Linked DNA regions of Homo sapiens: region 1 is linked to region 2. Evidence: read pairs that join two places in POLR2A ChIA-PET (ENCODE). Cell type or tissue: K562. All regions are shown on one strand. Links, peaks and the distances in the headings refer to the core of each region. The heading gives the core; the rest is flanking DNA.

Evidence for each region. ChIA-PET counts read pairs that join two places held together with the same protein. Peaks named below come from ENCODE experiments on the same cell type or tissue, not always from the same donor. Only the 100,000 strongest peaks of a DNase experiment are listed, where the experiment ranks them.
Region 1: POLR2A ChIA-PET joins it to region 2 with 5 read pairs; 29 of 35 experiments call an interaction of 5 or more read pairs at or near these places.

The regions. Positions count from the first base shown.
Region 1 is chr15:90,146,550-90,151,060 of GRCh38, forward strand. No RefSeq gene overlaps it. Among named protein-coding and RNA genes, the nearest start is that of IDH2, 46 kb to the left of the region's middle. RefSeq lists an enhancer at 2,640-2,849. In K562, for the core only: no CTCF peak of the experiment used is centred there; a DNase peak (open chromatin) is centred at 2,732.
Region 2 is chr15:90,239,808-90,244,054 of GRCh38, forward strand. GDPGP1 (GDP-D-glucose phosphorylase 1) reads left to right here. Exons shown (of 4, transcript NM_001013657.3): 4 at 1,093-4,247. The coding sequence starts at 1,102. The coding sequence ends at 2,259. It also overlaps a transcript of CIB1 not described here. Among named protein-coding and RNA genes, the nearest start is that of TTLL13, 7.6 kb to the right of the region's middle. In K562, for the core only: no CTCF peak of the experiment used is centred there; a DNase peak (open chromatin) is centred at 1,944; H3K4me3 peaks cover 159 bases.

The DNA of each region.
Region 1 (4,511 bases), core at 296-4,295, 93 kb before region 2:
TGAACACTGACAGCAGCTAACAATTACACTGACTTACTCCACACCAGGCTTGTTCTAAGCAGCTGCTGTCCAATAAACACATAATGCAAGCCACATAGGTAGTTTTGTTGTTGTTGTTAATGTTTGTTTTTGGGTTTTTTTTGAGATGGAGTTTCACTCTTGTTGCCCAGGCTGGAGTGCAATAGTGTGATCTTGGCTCACCGCAACCTCCGCCTCCCGGGTTCAAGTGACTCTCCTGCCTCAGCCTCCCGAGTAGCTGGGATTACAGGCATGTGCCACCATGCCCGGCTAATTTTGTATTTTTAGTGGAGATGGGGTTTCTCCATGTTGGTCAGGCTGGTCTCAAACTCCAGACCTCAGGTGATCCGCCCGCCTCGGCCTCCCAAAGTGCTAGGATTACAGGCGTGAGCCACTGCGCCTGGCCTAGTAGTTGTTTTTTAATTTATTAATTTACTTTTCACCATGGCAGAAAAGAGCGTAGTTTTAAAAACTCTAGTAGCTGCATTTTTAAAAGTAAAAACAAAAAACCCACTGGTGAAATTAATTGTAATAATATATTCTATTTAGACTGAGTGTGGTGGCTCACTCCTGTCCTCCCAGCAGTTTGGGAGGCTGAGGCAGGCAGATCACTTGAGGTCAGAAGTTCAAGACCAGCCTGGCCAATATGGGGAAAGCCCGTCTCTACCAAAAATACAAAAATTAGCCAGGCGTGATGGCATACGCCTGTAATCCCAGCTACTCAGGAGGCTGAGGCAGAAGAACCGGTTGAAGCCTGGAGGTGGAGGTTGCAGTGAGCCGAGATGGTGCCACTACACTCCAGCCTGGAGGTGGAGGTTGCAGTGAGCCGAGATGGTGCCACTACACTCCAGCCTGGGCAACAGAGTGAGACTCCATCTCAAAAACAAACAAACAAATAATATATTCTATGTATTACAATATATTCTATGTAACCCAATATAATCAATAATTAGGGAGTTATTTTACTTTTTTTTGAGACAGGGTCTCACTCTGTTGCCTAGACTGGAGTGTGGCACGATCACAACTCACTACATCCTTGACCTCCCCTAGGCTCAGGTGATCCTTCCACCTCAGCCTCCCGAGTAGTTGGGACTATAGGCGCGTACCACCAGGCCCTGATAATGTTTTGTATTTTTTGTAAAGATGGGGTTTCACGATGTTGCCCAGGCTGGTCTCAAACTCCTGGACTCAAACAATCCACCCACCTCAGCCTCCCAAAGTGCTGGGATTACAGGTATGAGCTATTGCACCTGGCCTTTTTTGTATGAAGTCTTCAAAATCCGATGTGAATTTATGCATACATCACATTTCAGGGTTTTTTTGTTTGTTTTGTTTTTTTGAGACAGGGTCTCACTCTGTCACCCTGGCTGGAGTGCAGTGGCACAATCATGGCTCACTGCAGCTTTGACCTTCTAAACTCAAGCAGTCCTCCTTCCTCAGCCTCCCGAGTAGCTGAGACTACAGGCACATGCCACCACACCAGGCTAATTTTTAAATTTTTTTTTTTTTTTTTGTAGAGACAGGGTCTCACCATGTTGTCCAGGCTGGTCACAAACTCCTGGGCTCAAGCGATCCTCCCGCCTCAGCTTCTCAAACTGTTGGGATTACAGGTGTGAGCCACTGTGCCTGGCCTCCCGACTCAGCCTCCCAAAGTGTTGGGATTACAGGCGCGAGCACCACGCAGGGTACATCTCAGTTTAGACAAACCACGTTTTCTTTTTGTTTTACTTTTTCTTTTTTTTTTTTGAGATGGAGTCTCGCATTGTTACGATCTCAGCTCACTGCAACCTCCGCCTCCCAGGTTCAAGCAATTCTCCTTGCCTCAGCCTCCCAAGTAGCTGGGATAGACAAGCCACATTTCAAGTGCTCAGTAGGTACTGTGGCTGATGGCTACACTATTAGATGCAGCTGTCTAAGTGCTTTAGCTGTGTTAGTCCTCACAACTGTGCTTTTGTTATCCTCATTTTACAGATGAGAAAATTTACACAGAAAGTGCTTCAGCACTTTGCCCATTGCTACCCAGAAAGAAAAGGGCTGAGCTGGAATCTGAGCCACCAAGGTCAGCCAACTGAGGGTCCACAGTCTGGTGTCCTAACAACTGTGCTATGCTGTCAGCTTCACAAATCTCATCTCCCATAGGAGGTCATCAAAAAGCTGCTTGCAGCTGGGTGCAGTGGCTCACACCTGTAATCCCGGCACTTTGGGAGGCCGAGGCAGGCAGACCACTTGAGGTCAGGAGTTCAAGACCAGCCTGGCCAACATGGTGAAACCCCATCTCTACTAAAAATACAAAAATTAGCCAGGTGTGGTGGTGCGTGCCTGTAGTCTCAGCTACTTGGGAGGCTGAAGCAGGAGAATCTGCTTGAACCCTGGAGGCGGAGGTTGCAGCAAGCCAAGATTGCGCCACTGCACTCCAGCCTGGGTGACAGAGCAAGACTCTATCTCAAAAAGAAAGAAAGAAAGAAAGAGAGAGAGAGGAAGGAAGGAAGGAAGGAGGGAAGAAAGAAAGAAAGAAAACAATAATCCAATATATAGGCAAGAGCCCTTACTTCTCTACTACTTACAGTCTAGTGTTCAGAGAATGTAGGAGTGAGCCCAGAGAGCTTCCCAAGCCTACCATGTCGTCACTGCCTACAAGAGTCCCTGAAGATGGCCACACAAAACCCTGGGGCTTACTCATACATGTTCACAGTTTCATTTTCTTATCATATTGGTCAGTTTCATCTACACTGGAACGTGGTTCCACCTATCTTTCTGTTCTCTGATAAGCTTCAGCTCAAGGGGAAACATTTCTGGGGCCACAGGTTCTGTTGCCTGCCTCTGCAAAGAGCACATTACGCAAAGCAGATGTTCTGTGCCCAATTCAGTCTCTGCTATCAGAAAAGCTGTGTTCAGAGCCACATGGAGCCTGCAGCCTCCTGCTTTGCGGGAATGTTTGTGTAAAGGTTCCTGGCTTTCTCTTTGTTTACATCTGACTGTTTACCTTTCAGTCCCATCTCGTCTTCTGCTCAGTGAACAGTTTTTGCACTGGCAGGAGCCAGGTCGAACAGTTCCATAAACTGCTTTTTTATGGTTCTCAGTAGAGCAGAGGTTTGAAATTAGAGAACCTGAATGTTGGCTCAAGGAGGACACAAACTCCCTGAATTAGTGTCCAAATCTATGTGTGTGTGTGTGTGTGTGTGTGTGTGTTTGTGTCTTTCTAGGGGGTGGTTCCTTATTCTCATTGGATTTCCAAAGGGGTCTGGAACCCACAACAGGGTCAGAACACCTGGGTATATGGTGGGCCCCAAGGGGCCACCAAATGGAACGTTCTGCCGTCTGCTCTTTGGAATATTCTTCTGGCCAAGAGCCACCACTTCCCTGACTCCGGCCTTTCTCTTCCCCACTGTCACCAACAGGGGATATAGGCTTTCTATTGGGCACCACTCCTCACTGAGAACTGCTCTCAGGGCTTTCTGAGCCTGTTGGTGTGACTGCGGTGGTGGCAGCTTGCAGGAGAGACACCTCACTCTTTGCTTTGTGGGATCCTCTGCTTGGTCCCTGACTCACAGACTGAAGCTCAAATTCTAGCCACGCACCAAAAAGTGACCGACAGCCGGGCGCGGTGGCTCGTGCCTATAATCCCAGCACTTTGGGAGGCCGAGGCGGGCGTTTCACCATGTTGGCCAGGCTGGTCCCAAACTCCTGACCATTGCATTTGTTTGCAATGTAATTTGCAAACAAATTTGGTAGGCTGCCATAACAAAAGTTCCACAGACTGGGTGGCTTAAACCGTAGACATTTAGCTTCTTACAATTCTAGAGTCCAGAAGTTCACAATCAAGGTGTCTGCAGAGCTGATTTATTCTGAGGTGTCTCTCTTTGGCTTGCAGATGGCCATTTTCTCCTTGTGTCCTCACATTTTTCCCTCTTGCATGTCTGTGTCCTAATCTTCTCTTCCCTTTTATTTTTTTGAGGCAGAGTTTTGCTCTTGTTGCCCAGGCTGGAGTGTAATGGCGTGATCTCGGCGCACTGCAACCTCTGCCTCCCGGGTTCAAGCGATTCTCCTCCCTTAGTCTCCCAAGTAGCTGGGATTACAGGCATGCACCACTACACCCGGCTAATTTTGAATTTTTAATAGAGACGGGGTTTCACCAGGTGGTCAGTCTGGTCTCAACTCCTGATCTCAAGTGATCCGCCCGCCTCAGCCTCCCAAAGTCCTGGGATTACAGGCATGAGCCACCGTGCCTGGCCCTGCCTAATCTTCTCTTCTTATAAGGACAGCCATCCTACTGGATTAGGGCCCACCCTAAGGACCTCATTTTAACTTAATTACCTCTTTAAAGACTTTACCTACAAATACATATGAAGCTAGAACTTCTTGGTGAACATAATTCAGTCCATACCACTATCTTACACTTCTGTGATTACAAAAGCAACATATGCTCCCTGTAGAAAATATGGGAACATCAGAAATGGAAAAACTAAGACAAGAATCTCTGCAAAAATCTTGTT
Region 2 (4,247 bases), core at 2-4,001:
CCAGATACTTGGGATGCTGAGGTGAAAGAATCCCTTGAGCCTGGGAGGTCAAGGCTTCAGGGAGACATGTATGCACCACTGCACTCCTGCCTGGGTGACAGAGTGAGAACCTGTTTCAAAATAAAATAGGCCGTGGCTGGGCGCAGTGGCTCACACCTGTAATCCCAGCACTTTGGGAAGCCGAGGTGGGTGGATCACCTGAGGTCAGGAGTTCAAGACCAGCCAGACCAACATGGTGAAACCCTGTCTCTACCAAAAATACAAAATTAGCTGGCTGTGGTGGCACATTCCTATAATCCCAGCTACTTGGGAGGCTGAGGCCAGAGAATCGCTTGAACCTGGGAGGTAGAGGTTGCAGTGAGCCAAGATAGCGCCATTGCACTCCAGCCTGGGTGACAGAGTGATAAATAAATAAATAGGCCAGGTGCAGTGGCTCAGGCCTGTAATCCCAGCACTTTGGGAAGCCGAGAGGGGAGGGTCACCGGAGGTCAGGAGTTCAAGACCGGCCTGGCCAATGTGGTGAAACCCTGCCTCTACTAAAAATACAAAAATTAGCCGGGCCTGGTGGCGGGTGCCTGTAATTCCAGCTGCTTGGGAGGCTGAGGCATGAGAATCACTTGAACCCAGGAGGTGGAGGTTGCAGTGAGCCAAGATCGCGCCACTGCCCTCTAGCCTGGGCAACAGAGTGAGACTCTGTCTCAAAAAAATAAAAATAAATAAATAAGCTGTGCATGTTGGTTCATGCCTGTAATCCCAGCACTTTGGGAGGCCAAGGCAAAGGGATCACCCGATGTCAGGAGTTCAAGACCAGCCTGGCCAACATGGTGAAACACCATCTCTACTAAAAATACAAAAATTACCCGGGCATGGTGGTGCCTGCCTGTAACCCCAGCTGCCCAGGAGGCTGAGGCGGGAGAACCGCTTGAACCCAGGAGGCGGAGGTTACAGTGAACCAAGATCACTGCCACTGCACTCCAGCCTGGGTGACAGAGTGAGACTCCATCTCAAAAAAAAAAATAAATAAATAAATACAATGACAATCTCTGGAGGTGGGTTACCATCATGTGTTTTCATCTTTTATGACTATTTCAGGTCAGCTCTATGGCTCTTCCACATGATTCAAACGAAACTTCCTATTTGCTGCCTCCCAACAATGAGGACTGGGGCAGGCAAACCATTCCTGACTTTGTTTATGGGCAGAAGGATCTCATGGCAGAAGGGATTCAGTGGCCAAGGAATGCACCTGGCATCCCAGATGCTCTGCCACAATCTCCCTTTGATGCTGCACTCTGCTCTGCCTGGAAGCAGCGGGTGGAGCTGGGGCTGTTTCGCTACCGTCTACGGGAGCTACAGACCCAAATCCTCCCTGGTGCTGTGGGTTTCGTGGCTCAGCTGAATGTGGAGCGTGGTGTGCAGAGGAGGCCCCCGCAGACCATCAAGAGTGTGAGGCAGGCATTTGACCCTGTACAGTTCAACTTCAACAAGATCCGGCCCGGAGAAGTCCTCTTCCGTTTGCACCGGGAGCCTGATCTCCCTGGGACTCTGCTGCAAGAAGACATCCTGGTGGTGATCAACGTCAGCCCCCTGGAGTGGGGCCACGTGCTGCTGGTGCCTGAGCCTGCCCGCCAGCTCCCCCAGCGCCTGCTGCCGGGTGCACTGAGGGCAGGGATTGAGGCTGTGCTGCTGAGCTTACACCCGGGCTTCCGTGTCGGCTTCAACAGCCTGGGAGGCTTGGCCTCGGTGAACCACCTCCACCTGCATGGCTATTACCTGGCCCACAGACTGCCCGTGGAGCAGGCGCCAAGCGAGCCCCTGGACCCTGGAGGCCATTTGCATCTGCTCCAGGACCTCCCAGCTCCTGGCTTCCTCTTTTACACTCGTGGGCCAGGGCCTGACTTGGAGTCCTTGATAAGCAGGGTATGTCGGGCCACTGATTATCTGACTGACCATGAGATTGCTCATAACTTGTTTGTCACCCGGGGAGCTCCGCCGGGAAAGACATCACCTTCCTCAGCCCTCACAGGGGTCCGAGTAATTCTGTGGGCCCGGAAGTCCAGCTTTGGGATAAAGGACGGTGAAGCTTTCAATGTTGCCCTCTGTGAGCTGGCTGGGCACCTCCCTGTCAAAACATCCCAGGACTTCAGCAGCCTGACAGAGGCAGCTGCTGTGGCCCTCATTCAGGACTGTCGGCTGCCCCCATCCCAGGCAGAAGACGTACAGGCAGCACTGGTGGCCCTGATGTCCCAGGAAGAGCAATAATACTTCTGGATGTATTTATGTTCTTTTTTTCTTTTCTTTTGAGATAGGGTCTCACTCTGTCCCCAGGCTAGAGTGTAGTGGTATGATCCTGGCTCACTGTAGCCTCCACCTCTGGGGCTGAAGTGATCCTCCCACCTCAGCCTCTTGAGTAGCTGAGACTATAGGCGTGCACCACCACACACCTGGCTTTTTTTTTTTTTTTTTTTTTTTTTAACGATTAGGTGATTTTGTATTTTTTTATATAGACAGCGTTTCACCATGTTGCCCAGGCTGGTCTTGAACTCTTGGGCTGAAGCAGTCCTCCCACCTCGGCCTCCCAAAGTACTGAGATGACAGGAGTGAGCCCCTGGATTCTTTTCTGTTTCTTTTTTTTTTTTTTTTTTTTTTTTTTTTTTTGAGATAGTCTCGCTCTGTCACCTAGGTTGGGGTGCACTGGTACAATCTCGGCTCACTGCAACCTCCACCTCTAGGGTTCGAGTGATCCTCCTGGCTCAGCCTCCCGAGTAGCTGGGACTATACAGGCTCCTGCCACCAAACCCGGCTAATTTTTTTGTATTTTTAAAAGAGAAGGGGTTTCACCACATTGGCTAGGCTGGTCTTGAACTCCTGACTTTAGGTGATCCGCCCGCCTCGGCCTCCCAAAGTGCTGGGATTACAGGCGTGAGCCACCACACCCAGCCAGGATGTATTCATTTTCTACCTGATGAGTCCCTTTCCAGAGCACTGTCCATCATAGTCCTTTGGACATTTATTTTCATGGCTGCCTTCTCACCTGTCTCAGCCTAAGAAGAAGGATGAAGAAAGCTGATAATGATCTCTTAAAGGGGAGAAAGATAATGGTCTCTTTAAAGGGGAGCTGATAGTGGTCTCTTTAAAGGGGAGAAAATCTGGAATAATTCTACTGAGTAAGACATCATGAATGTATCTGCTACCTCTCCCCGTTCTTGTTCAAGCCCCAGGGGTGTTAAAAAGGAGTGTGTGTGACAGTTACACACTCCTGACTTTACATTTAGATTTTGTCTTCCTTTGATATCAAATGTTAGCACGGTAATAGTGCCTGTGCCTCCAGTATTGAGCTGCCACTTCTGTTCTCAGCCTGTTTATTCCCCTTTGCTCACCACTTATTTTTATTGCTTTGTCCCTTCTTTCCATTTAGCCCTGCTCCACCCAAATGCCCCACTCCTTCACTTTCCCTGCCACCTTGAGCTTTCCTCTAGCCCCCAACACCAAGTTGAATGCTCTTCACTGACATCATCTGATGTAAAAACACAGTGTTGTCACAACTTTCCGGGTGCACGTCTTTTTTTGTTTTGTTTTTTTGTAAGGCTGGGGTGCAGTGGTGCAATCACAGCTCACTGCAGACCCAAACTCTTGGTCTCAAGCCACCCTCCCACCTCAGCCCCCTGAGTAGCTGGGACGATAGGTGTGCACCATCACACCTGGCTAATTTTTAAATTTTTTGTAGAGATAGGGTCTTGCTATGTTGCCCGGGTTGCTGTCAAACTCCTGGCCTTAAGAAATCCTCCCACCTCGGCCTCCCAGAGTGCTAAGATGCCACCACACCTTGGTGCAGGTTTTTTTTTTTTTTTTTTTTTTTTTTTTTTGACACAGGGTCACTGTCACCCAGGCTGGAGTGCAGTGGTATGAAGACAGCTAACTGCAAGCTTCAACCTCCTGGGCTCAAACAATACTCCCATCTCAGCCTCCCTAGTAGCTGGGACCACAGGCATGCGCCACCACACCCGGCTATTTTTTTGGAGAGATAGCATCTTGCCAAGTTGCCCAGGCTGGTCTCGAACTCCTGGCCTCAAGATCCTCCCACCTCAGCCTCCCAAAGTGCTGAGATTATAGGCATGAGCCACTGCACCTGGCCTGAGTTTTTTTTTTTTTTTCTTGAATCAGAGTTTCACTCTGTTGCCCAGGCTGGAGTGCAGTGGTGTGATCTCGGCTCACTGCGTCTCTGCCTCCTGGGTTCAAGCAATTCAGCC